Linked DNA regions of Homo sapiens: region 2 is linked to region 1. Evidence: chromatin loops called from intact Hi-C (ENCODE). Cell type or tissue: HepG2. All regions are shown on one strand. Each heading gives the region's core, and the rest is flanking DNA. Links, peaks and the distances in the headings are about the cores only. Region 1 overlaps AK7 (adenylate kinase 7). Region 2 overlaps ATG2B (autophagy related 2B).

Region 1 (5,387 bases), core at 290-5,289:
CCCCAAACATGCTTCCTGTACAGCCTGTGGAACTGTGCTGTGAGTCAATTAAACCAATTTTTTTTTGTTTGTTTTTGAGACGGAGTTTCGCTCTTGTTGCCCAGGCTGGAGTGCAATGGAGTGATCTCAGCTCACTGCAACCTCTGCCTTCCAGGTTCAAACGATTCTCCTGCCTCAGCCTCCCGAGTAGCTGGGATTACAGGCATGCACTACCACGCCTGGCTAATTTTGTATTTTCAGTAGAGACGGGGTTTCTCCATGTTGGCCAGGCAGGTCTCAAACTTCCAACCTCAGGTGATCTGCCCGCCTCCACCTCCCAAAGTGCTGGGATTACAGGCGTGAGCCACCACACCCGGCCTAAACCTCTTTTCTTTATAAATTACCCAGTCTCAGTTAGTTCTTTATAGCAGTGCGAAAATGGACTAATACACAAGACAACCTATAGGCATATAATAATCAAACTTGCAAAGGTAAAGGATTAAAAAAGGATCCAAAAAGCAGCAAGAGAAAAGAAACAAATAACATACAATGGAGCTCTAATACATCTAGCAGCAGACTTTTCAGTGGAAAACCTTACAGGCCAGGAAAGAGTGGCATGACATATTGAAAAGTGCTGAGGGAAAAAAACTTTCACCTAGAATAGTATATCTGGTGAAAATCTCCTTCAAGCATGGAGGAGAAATACTTTCCCAGACAAACAAAAGCTGAAGGATTTCATCAATACCAGACCTGTCCTACAAGAAACACTAAAGGGAGTACTTCAGTCAGAAAGAAAAAGACATTAATGAACAATAATCACCTGAAGGTACAAAACTCACTGGTAATAGGAAGTACACAGAAAAACAAAATATTAGAACACTTTAACGGTGGTGTGTAAACTATCTCATTCTAAGTAGGAAGACTATACAATGAACCAAAAAAAATAATAACTACAACAGCTTTTTATGACACAGTACAATAAGATATAAATAGAAACATCAAAAAGTTTAAAAATTGGGGGATGGGAGTAAGGCATAGTGTTATTAGTTTTCTTTTTGCTGGTTTCTTTATGCCAAGAGGGTTAGATTGTTATCCGACTAAAATAATGGGTTATAAGATAGTATTTGCAAGCCTTATTGTAACCTCAAACTAAAAAACTTACAATGGTTGCACAAAAAATAAAAAGCAAGAAACTAAATCATATCACCAGAGAAAATCACCATCCCTACAGCAAGGTAGGAAGGAAAGAAAGAAGGAAGATAAGACAATAAAACAACTAGAAAACAAATAACAAAAGGCAGGAGTAAGTCCTTACTTACCAATAATAACATTGAATGTAAGTGGACTAAATTCTCTAATCAAAAGACATAGACTGGCTGAATTGATGAAAAAAACAAGACACATTGATCTGTTGCCTACAAGAAACACACTCTACCTGTAAAGACACACATAGACTGAAAATAAAGGGATGGAAAAAGATATTCCATGCCAATGGAAACCAAAAAGAAGCAGGAGTCACTATACTTATATCAGACAAAATAGTTTTCAAGACAAACTACGGCTGGGCACGGTGGCTCACACCTGTAACCCCAGCACTTTGGGAGGCCGAGGCAGGTGAATCACCTGAGGTCAGGAGTTCAAGACCAGCCTGGCCAGCATGGTGAAACCCTGTCTCTACTAAAAAATACAAAATTTAGCCAGGCGTGGTGGCACATGCCTGTAATTCCAGCTACTCAGGAGGCTGAGGCAGGAGAGTCATTTGAACTTGGGAGGCAGGGGTTGCAGTGACCCGAGATCATGCCACTGCACTCCAGCCTACGCAACAGAGCAAGACTCTGTCTCAAAAAAAAAAAAAAAAAAAATCAGTGTGACTCATTAAAAGATGAAAGCAATTTTGGTATCAGGCAATTCAGGACTATTTTGGCAACTTGTATAATTATTAGGGTCTCCTCTTTTGCCTCAAAATACTGAATAGAAGTCTACCTTTTGTGTATGTAATCTTGTATATGAATGTGCTGGCTGAGGATGTGATAACAGTAGATAAACCACTTGACAACCAGCCTCTGGAGTGCATAGACTGTGTTTGCTTTATCGATGGCTGTGAGGGCAGCTCCTCATCACAGTGCCTGGGCCATAATCGGATCTAACTGGACATTAGTTAAATGAATGTGTTAAATGATTATTTTCAAGGGTCTATCTCCCAGATAAAAACATTAGCATCACTGATCAAAAAAGATCATTGGGATGACCAAATTGGCCAAATCAATCTTATTAATGGTGTAGAAAAGAGTGAGTAAGAAAGTTGGGGATAAAAATAATAGATTTTTACAACGAAATTTTGATTTTATTATTTAAATGACAAGTGTAAGGTTTTGTAATAAAAATATATTAATATGATCATATTTCTCATTTTAGACTGTTATTCAGTTAAATCAGCTTTATATGTGTAAGCATACATTTTCCACCTGTAAATTAAACATAAATGATCAAGAAATCACGGGTTCCAATAAAATAACATAGTTATGGAATTTAGAACTGGAATAAATTTAAACCATCTAATCTAGCCCGTTTACTTATTTTAAGCCCAGAAGTTTAATAACACGGCTAAGGTCATAAGTTAATGGACAGAAAAAGGGCTAGAATTCCTAATTTCCTGTTGTTTCTTCCAATGTTTGATGCTCACAGTGTTTGTATTGGTAAAGTGTTTTTTATAGGACCGAAGTTCCTATGGTAATATCCTCCGAGACCACTAGGTGTCATCTTAGAACTATTATTAGCGTTCACTTAGCGCTGGTCTTCCACTAATGGGAACAATGTAATGACACTTTCAGAGGGTTTGGGGTTTTCTCCAAGTTATATGAGGATGATAGTAGTACCTACCTCACAGAATTCTGGGAATTGTTTATGAGACTCTTGAAGATGACATGAGATACCATGAGTAAAACACTGAGAACTCATGAGATACTACGAGTAAAACACAGATGACATAAGATACCATGAGTAAAATACTGAGAACACAGTAAGCCCTCTGTAATTTTTCAGCTGGCGGAGACCCCCGTGTCGCCGCTGCCGCCGGCGCCTGGCCTCCCGCGGCACTCCCGGCTGCGCGCTCCGCTCGGCCCCGCCACGCGGGTGAACCTCAGACAGCGGTCCGGGCCCTGGAGCCTTCAGGAAGTGGACGAACAGCCGCAGCACCCGCTGCATGTCACCTGCACGGGGTGGCGGTGGACGAGCGGAGCACCGTGCCCGATCCCACCCAGGTGAAGAACAGACCCACCAGCATTTCGTGGGATGGTCTTGATTTAGGGAAACTCTACACCTGGGTCTTGACAGACCCGGATGCTCCAAGCAGGAAGGATCCCCAATACAGGGAATGGCATCATTTCCTGGTGGTCCACATGAAGGGCAGTGACATCAGCAGTGGCACAGTCCTCTCCGGATTATGTGGGCTCGGGGTCTCCCAAGGCACAGGCCGCTGAAATGTGACGAGCCCATCCTCAGCAACCGCTCCGGAGACCACCGTGGCAAATTCAAGGTGGCGTCCCCCCGTAAAAAGTACGCGCTCGGGGTCCCGGTGGCCGGCACGTGTTACCAGGCCGAGTGGGACGACTATGTGCCCAAATTGTAGGAGCAGCTGTCTGGGAAGTAGGGGGCAGCTCGGCGACCTGAACCGTCCTGGAGGCCCCGAGCTGTGTTCTCCAGTTCAGTGCTGCATGTACCATAGCTTTCTCCTCTTCCCACTCCCCTTTGGACAGACAAGACCTGAGCACTGAGATGGTGGCTTAGGGTGACTTTTCCTGCTGCCTGGCCTTTATCATTCTAGTCACTCACTCTGTTTTATGTTTTGATCAATTTTGAACTTCATTTTGGGGGATATTTTGGTATTGTGATGGGGTCATCAAATTGTTATTATGAAAATAGCAACCCAGAATTTAAAGAAAAAATTTGGCAGAAATAGACCAGGTCTACAGTAATAGAGCAAAGCATCAAAGAATCTTTAAGGGAGGTTAAAAATAAATAAATAAGGATTGGTTGCCTCTGCCTTTGTGATCCTGAGACCAGAACTGTAGCAGTGTGTTTTTATGGCACCATCGCTAGACAACCAGAGGCTCGCAATGAGGCTCAGCCCCAACACGGGCCTCTCAGTTGCCTTAATAGGCGTCAGTATCTCACTCTGGTCCCTTTAAAGAGCAATCCTGGAAAAAGGAGTAGGGAGAGTGGCTTTGCTGTTGTTGGGGCATGGCCCTGTAGATGGGCAGCAGTACTAGCTGACCGCTTATCAGGAATCCCTACATCTGTGTCTGTCAAATTGATTGCTCTTCATGGGGGTAAGAAAAGCTGGTCTGGAGTTGCTGAATGTTGTGTTAATTCTGCTGTTTGCTGATAGTTGAATAAAAATAAAAACCCTGAATGAAAAATCATCATCATCATAATTTTTCAGCTGTCACTACTTATTCATTGTCAGGGCATTCCCATCATCTATTCTGAAGAAAGGCAAGAGAAATAAAATAATTTTATAATGGACATGTCAAAATGATGAATTTTGCTGCTATAGGGCGACCCCCTGAAACTATTGCTACAGAATAAAAGATGAAATGCTCCTGACTATTGTAAATACAAAATTGCATGCAGAATTGTGTAAAGACAATGCCAGGTTGGGCTGCCAGAATGAGCCAACAGCGCGTGATGTGCTTCCCCCTGCAGAGAGCCTATGAATGGAAGTGCAGTCAGGGAGGTTTCACATCACCAAGATTCCTATCCCAGAAAAGCAGATGTTCATAGCTCTGGGAATGGAATGCGACCCTTGTGGGGAGCCTATAAATGGACACATGAGGGGCGCCTGTCCATATGGATAAGATAGGACTATAAACACCCTCATCTTGCCATGGCTCTTCTAGGCCTCTTCAGGGTTAAGGCATACTCCCTTCTGAGAATTTCTGGTCTAACCAGTTGTCTAGCTTCATGTCTCCTATCTATGGATTGTTTGTAACCAGCTTTGGCTGCAACTGTTACTGCTGATTAATACCTTGCTAATCATAGGTTATGGAAAGACTGTGTTTCTGTTTTAAGGCTCTGTTAGAAATTACTGATGCACACACTATATTGTAAATTCTTATCCCTGTATACTGTACTTCTGCATACAGATGTTATGTTAAAGAATTACTTCATCCCCATGTGACCATCTCACCTCATAATCAAATGACCCTAAATCCCTCACTAACCTATCCCTGCCCTCACTAAACTTAATAATAAATGCTGGTATATCCAGTGCATTGTTGGCACCACGGGACCAGAAGGCGGTGACCCCCCTGGACCCAGCTTTCACTATCTTGTGTGTGTCTATTATTTCTCAACCTGCCAATCCGCCTGGGAACAAAGAGATAGCCCCTTTGCATTGCGGGCTGCTG
Region 2 (5,387 bases), core at 67-5,066, 110 kb after region 1:
TAAGCATATAGTGATTATGGGGTATGATACTCAAAGCTTAGTTTTTCAGATGTTGGTTTTATCTTTCTTGCCTCAGAATAATCTTGGATGAAGCTGCTTTACATCTATCTGACAAATGCAATACTGTCACTATAAATCTGAGTAGAGGTAAGAGTTAAAAAACAAATGGAGTAGATAAATTCTGCTTTATTTTTGTGCGTAAATAATTTTAAAGCATTTTAACTCTGGGATAATGCTAGTGAACTAAGAATCTTATTAAAGATCCTTAAAGATTAAAGGGTCTTTAAGTATATAGTGATCATGTGGTATATATTCACAGCTTCATTTTTCAGATACTGGTTTTTCAGTTTGAAATTGTAATGTTCTTATAATGCTAGTTAAGTACATCAAATTACTATATATACTACAAATTTTTATTTAAGATAATTTTTGTTTCTAACAAAAAATAAAGTGAATTTTAGGACTTCTATGGGATGAAACTATTTTCATTGCATTATAATTATTTGTAGTGCTCTCTGCAATGAATTTTAAAGGAATGCTAGTTGTATTGGGTGTTGGTTGGATACACATTTTTGAAAGCTGTACTGAAGAGATTTTCTTAATTTTAAAAATTTTAGATTATGTTCGTGTGATGGATATGGGGCTTTTGGAGTTAACCATAACTGCAGTGAAGTCTGATTCTGATGGAGAGCAAGTGAGTTATTAAAATAAATGAAAATTTTAAGTTCTATTTTTTAAGAGATTAAAAAAATTGAGTTTAACATTTTTCCGTGTACCTAATTTTGGTCAGAAATAGAGTAAGTATATTAAAAATGGATTTATTTAAATACTTTTTTTATGTAGCGAGACAGATTATCATGAATCTTATTTAATGTAAATCTATGCAAAAAAAGAAACTTTTGTCTCATTTGGAAAACATTTTCATCCCTTTTTCTGTGTCTTGTCCAGACTGAGCCCCGCTTTGAGTTACACTGTTCCAGCGATGTTGTCCATATCAGAACGTGCTCAGACTCTTGTGCTGCGTTAATGAATCTCATTCAGTACATTGCAAGCTATGGTGACTTGCAGACACCTAACAAGGCAGATATGAAGCCTGGAGCCTTTCAAAGAAGGTCTAAGGTACAGTCAGCAATGTGATTCCTCCAGTCCCTGCCATGTCGTGACATGTTTACATTATTGAGGTCTTCATGACAGTCATAAGGTAGAAAAGAAACTTTGAAAGTCATTCATCTGTTCTTTACCTTCAGAATAATGGGGTCTGAAACGGTGGTTTCATGGGCCTTTTTGGAAAACCATTCTGCTGTTTTGATATTCTTTGTTTCCATTAATCTTCCTAGCAAACATCATACTTTTTTTTTTCTAGACTTGTTATTTTCATCTGTCCTAAGGGAAGAAAGAAAACATTTATCATGCAAAAGCTTGTTCTATGCAAGTTGTATGTAAAAATGCTATGAAAAGATAGATGGCAGGTGTTAGTATTGTTACCAGAAGACTTACTTATATCATCATATTTTCCCTATTTTTTTATCTCTAAGACAATCCAGTTTTCAGTGTACTTTGTCATATATGACTTCCTTTTCCTTTCATGATGACCTGGTGAGATAGAGAGGTTAAAAATTAATAAGACCCAGAGAATTTAGATGATTGCTCTAAAGAGTAGCAGAAACAGCAACAAACCCAGATATTTTGGTGTCCAGTTCAATGCACTTTTCTGCCCCAAGTGTCACCTTTCTAACTTCTCTTATGTCCAAATTGAAGAATGTCCAGTTTGTTTAGCATTTTTTCTTTTTCATTGTTATTCTTTGTGGTCTCTCTTATGAACAGAAATCTCAGTCCCCTTAGGTTCTAGAGCCTCTGTTATGTACTCTAGTAAAGGCCTGACTGGCATCGTGTTTGTTGTCTTTTGTTCAGGATTATTTTACACTTTATTTGTGTTAATTTCTGTTTGTGACTCCTTGTTCCTGCTGTATTCTCACGATAAGGTGATTTATGACACCCCGCCTACTATTTATTCCCTTTTAAAAAACATTCTTCTTATTTTAAATTATCCCTTTCAGCTTGGAACTTGCTATTTTAGAGTCATGCTCACATATAAAAAGCACGATCTGGGTTTAATGAATCTACAGTTCACCAACCATTGGTGAAGTATTTGGTTAAGTATTTGGTGCTGGAACTGAGCTCTGAATCACCGTTTAGTATATTTCCCCTGCTGTGTGTGCCCCCTACTGTTGTTAGGTGTCCAAGAAATGAGGCCTCGTCCTACAGGGGCTTTATGTCAAAGGGATGAAAGTCATTGCAACCATCAGAGTTGAGGAGATCAAACTTATTTAGTTATCCCTTCTTTCCCAGCTTTATTGCAGTTTGTTCAACTTCCCTGTTTTCAAATGCATTGCCTCTTCAAGATCCCAGTTCACTGTGCTTGCTTTGAGGTGGTGACACATTTATTGCTCTTTGCCAGTATTTGTTAGGGTGATAATACTAAAAACTTGAAATATAACAGCTGCTGGGCATAGAAAAATGAGTAGGTTTCTATTTCTGATGTTTTTGTACAATGTAATGTATTTTTGGGATAAAATAAATGTAAGTAGTTTGGTTTTTAAGAGCATTTTCAGTTATTTTTAATTAGGTTTTTTGGCTATAGGTAGATTCCAGTGGTCGATCATCCTCACGTGGTCCAGTACTTCCTGAAGCAGATCAACAAATGTTACGAGATCTGATGAGTGATGCTATGGAGGAGATCGACATGCAACAAGGCACCTCGTCAGTAAAACCACAGGCTAATGGTAAGACCAGGACTCTTCTCAGGGAGCACTGATGTTAATGTTGGGGCTTACTTTATTTGTGTTCTCGTAAATTTAATAAGTCACTTATTAAAGACGCATATGAGTTTTTATGGATATCTGTTAATCATTCAGCTTGTGTCTACTCAGTGTCTAGTAAATAGGTAACTCTGGCCAGGCTGGTGTCGGGAATGCAGAGTGAGTAGAAGACAGTGCTTATGTTTTCTGGTAGCTTGTAGCCTAGTAAAACAAATGGGCACAAAACTGGTGCCAGTACTTAGACTGATTGATAAATGATGTAAGAAAATACTTCAACTGTGGTATATCCTCTACTGTTTGGAAAGGATTGGGATAATTTTATTAGACTTTAGTAAAGTAAGATGGCTTGGCTTTTTAAAAGTGGTTGGGATTTAGGTATGTAAAGAGGGAGGAGAAGGTAATCTTGGCAAGGTCATTAACATCAACAGAGCACAGACAAAGGCATGCATGAGCCTCAGTTATTTAGCCATGACATTCGGGTTCTTACTGAAACAAAAGTTCTCTTATTGAAAAGAATTAGATAATAAAGTTGGGTAAGCAAAGAGGGACCCAGGTGATTCAAGATCCTTGAAAGCCAAAGGGAAGCAGGTAAACATTTTAAAGCCTCTATTTCAACAGTATTTTCTTCTAATTGAATGGTCATAGCTATATCTATATATTGGGAAATCTTAATTAAAAATTATTTCATGGAGTTGTAAAAGTCTAGTGTTAACTGTTGCTGTCTTGCTAATTTAGGATAAATTAGAACTAAGGAAGCAAACTGGGGCTTTTAGTGTTCTATGTACTACATTATTTGTAATAAATGTTAGCAGCTAGGCTGGGCACAGTGGCTCATGCCTGTAATCTAGCACTTTGGGAAGCTGAGGCAGGTGGATCACTTGAACTCAGGAGTTTGAGACCAGCCTCGGCAACATGGTGAAACCCCATCTCTCCAATTAAAAAAAAAAAAAAAAAAAGCTAGATGTGGGATGTGTTGGCAGGCGCCTATAGTCCCAGATACTTGGGAGGCTTAGGTGGGGTGGGAGGATCACCTGAGCCCAGGAGACGGAGGTTGCAGTGAGCCAAGATTGTGCCACTGCACTCCAGCCCGGGTAATAGAGCGAGATTCTGTCTCAAAAAAAAAAAAAAAAAAAATATATATATATATATATATATATATGTGTGTATATATATATATATATATATGTATATATATATTTATGTATTTATATATATATGTATATATATATTTATGTATTTATATATATTTATATATGTGTGTGTGTGTATATGTATATATGCAGCTACCTTAATTACATGGGAAAGAATATTTAGTGATTATTTACTGGGTGGCTTCAATATACAAGATTCTGTACTAGGCCCTGGGTACCTGTAAGGATGAGTAATTCTGAGGTACTGCTGTAGAAGAATCTAAAATCTAATCTGTGAGTCTCTTAAAGCCAGTATGTCTCTTGATTCAGCTTAGTGTTCTCAGCCTCATCACAGTGTTTGGTTTTAATGAATGAATGGGAAAAGAATGAGTGACTCTTAATATGTAATGTAAACATATTAAAATATATGTTGACATGCAGATTTTGGTGCACATGTAATCTTTTGCGATAGCTACCTAAGATTAGGTATCCAGTTTGGGTATCCCAGGCCCCAGGAAGAGGTCTTCTTTTCATACTTGAATCACTGCCTCCTCTGCCACCTAATGCTTGCTCAACAGCTATTCTTCCCTCCCCTTCCCCTTCCCTCCCCCTACATTTAGGCTCTGCTAAATGTAACCAGTTTCCCCTCACATTGTAATATTGTCCAAGAAGTTTCTTCCAGAGCTCCGCCTATAGGACAGAATTGTCAAAGGTGAAATTCTGGGTAAAGCAAAACTCCACTCAACACTAACCAGCAACTGCTGAGCTTCCCCAACGCCAACTAACTGGGAGGAAACTGTCTTTGTGACATTGCCATTTCGAATTTATCATTTGTCTTTTTATTAGTTGTTGTTTTTTGTTTGTTTGTTTGTTTTTTTGACAGGTTCTTGGTCTGTCACGCAGGCTGGAGTGCAGTGGTGTGATGTCAGCTCACTGCAACCTCCACCTCCCGGCTTCAAACAATTCTCCTACCTCGGCCTCCCAGGTAGCTGGGACTCAGGTGTGTGCCACCATGCCCAGCTGATTTTTGTATTTTTAGTAGAGACAGGGTTTCATCATGTTGGCCAGGCTGGTCTGTAACTCCTGACCTCAGGTGATCCACCCATCTCGGCCTTCTAAAGTGCTGGGATTACAGGCATGAGCCACCATGCCTGGCCTATTAGTGGTTTTTGATGTATTTCTGACTCTTGCTGAGGTGTTTTGGTGCATGTTACTTAGCTCTCTTTAAGCCTCAGATTCATAGACTTATTTTAGGAAATAAATGAGATATTGCAGGTAAAAGCACACAACATATATCTGACACATGGTTAAAATGCTTGTTGTTGTTGATATTTCAAAGTGTGCCAAAATGTTGTAATCTTTTTATCTAGGTGTTTTGGATGAAAAATCTCAAATTCAGGAGCCATGTTGTTCAGACCTCTTCCTGTTTCCTGACGAG

The links. Peaks named below come from ENCODE experiments on the same cell type or tissue, not always from the same donor. Only the 100,000 strongest peaks of a DNase experiment are listed, where the experiment ranks them.
Region 2: it touches region 1 in a loop (9-fold over the local background); 9 of 110 quality-filtered maps call a loop at or near these places.

Annotation. Positions count from the first base shown.
Region 1 is chr14:96,421,935-96,427,321 of GRCh38, reverse strand. The region is part of intron 5 of AK7 (adenylate kinase 7); the gene reads right to left. It also overlaps the pseudogene PEBP1P1. Among named protein-coding and RNA genes, the nearest start is that of AK7, 32 kb to the right of the region's middle. In HepG2, for the core only: a CTCF peak has its summit at 2,736; a DNase peak (open chromatin) is centred at 2,741; H3K4me3 peaks cover 855 bases.
Region 2 is chr14:96,306,849-96,312,235 of GRCh38, reverse strand. It overlaps ATG2B (autophagy related 2B), which reads left to right. Exons shown (of 42, transcript NM_018036.7): 26 at 77-147; 27 at 618-694; 28 at 949-1,119; 29 at 2,642-2,783; 30 at 5,320-5,387. Among named protein-coding and RNA genes, the nearest start is that of BDKRB1-AS1, 41 kb to the right of the region's middle. In HepG2, for the core only: CTCF peaks have their summits at 2,235 (motif pointing left) and 4,645; a DNase peak (open chromatin) is centred at 2,945; H3K4me3 peaks cover 393 bases.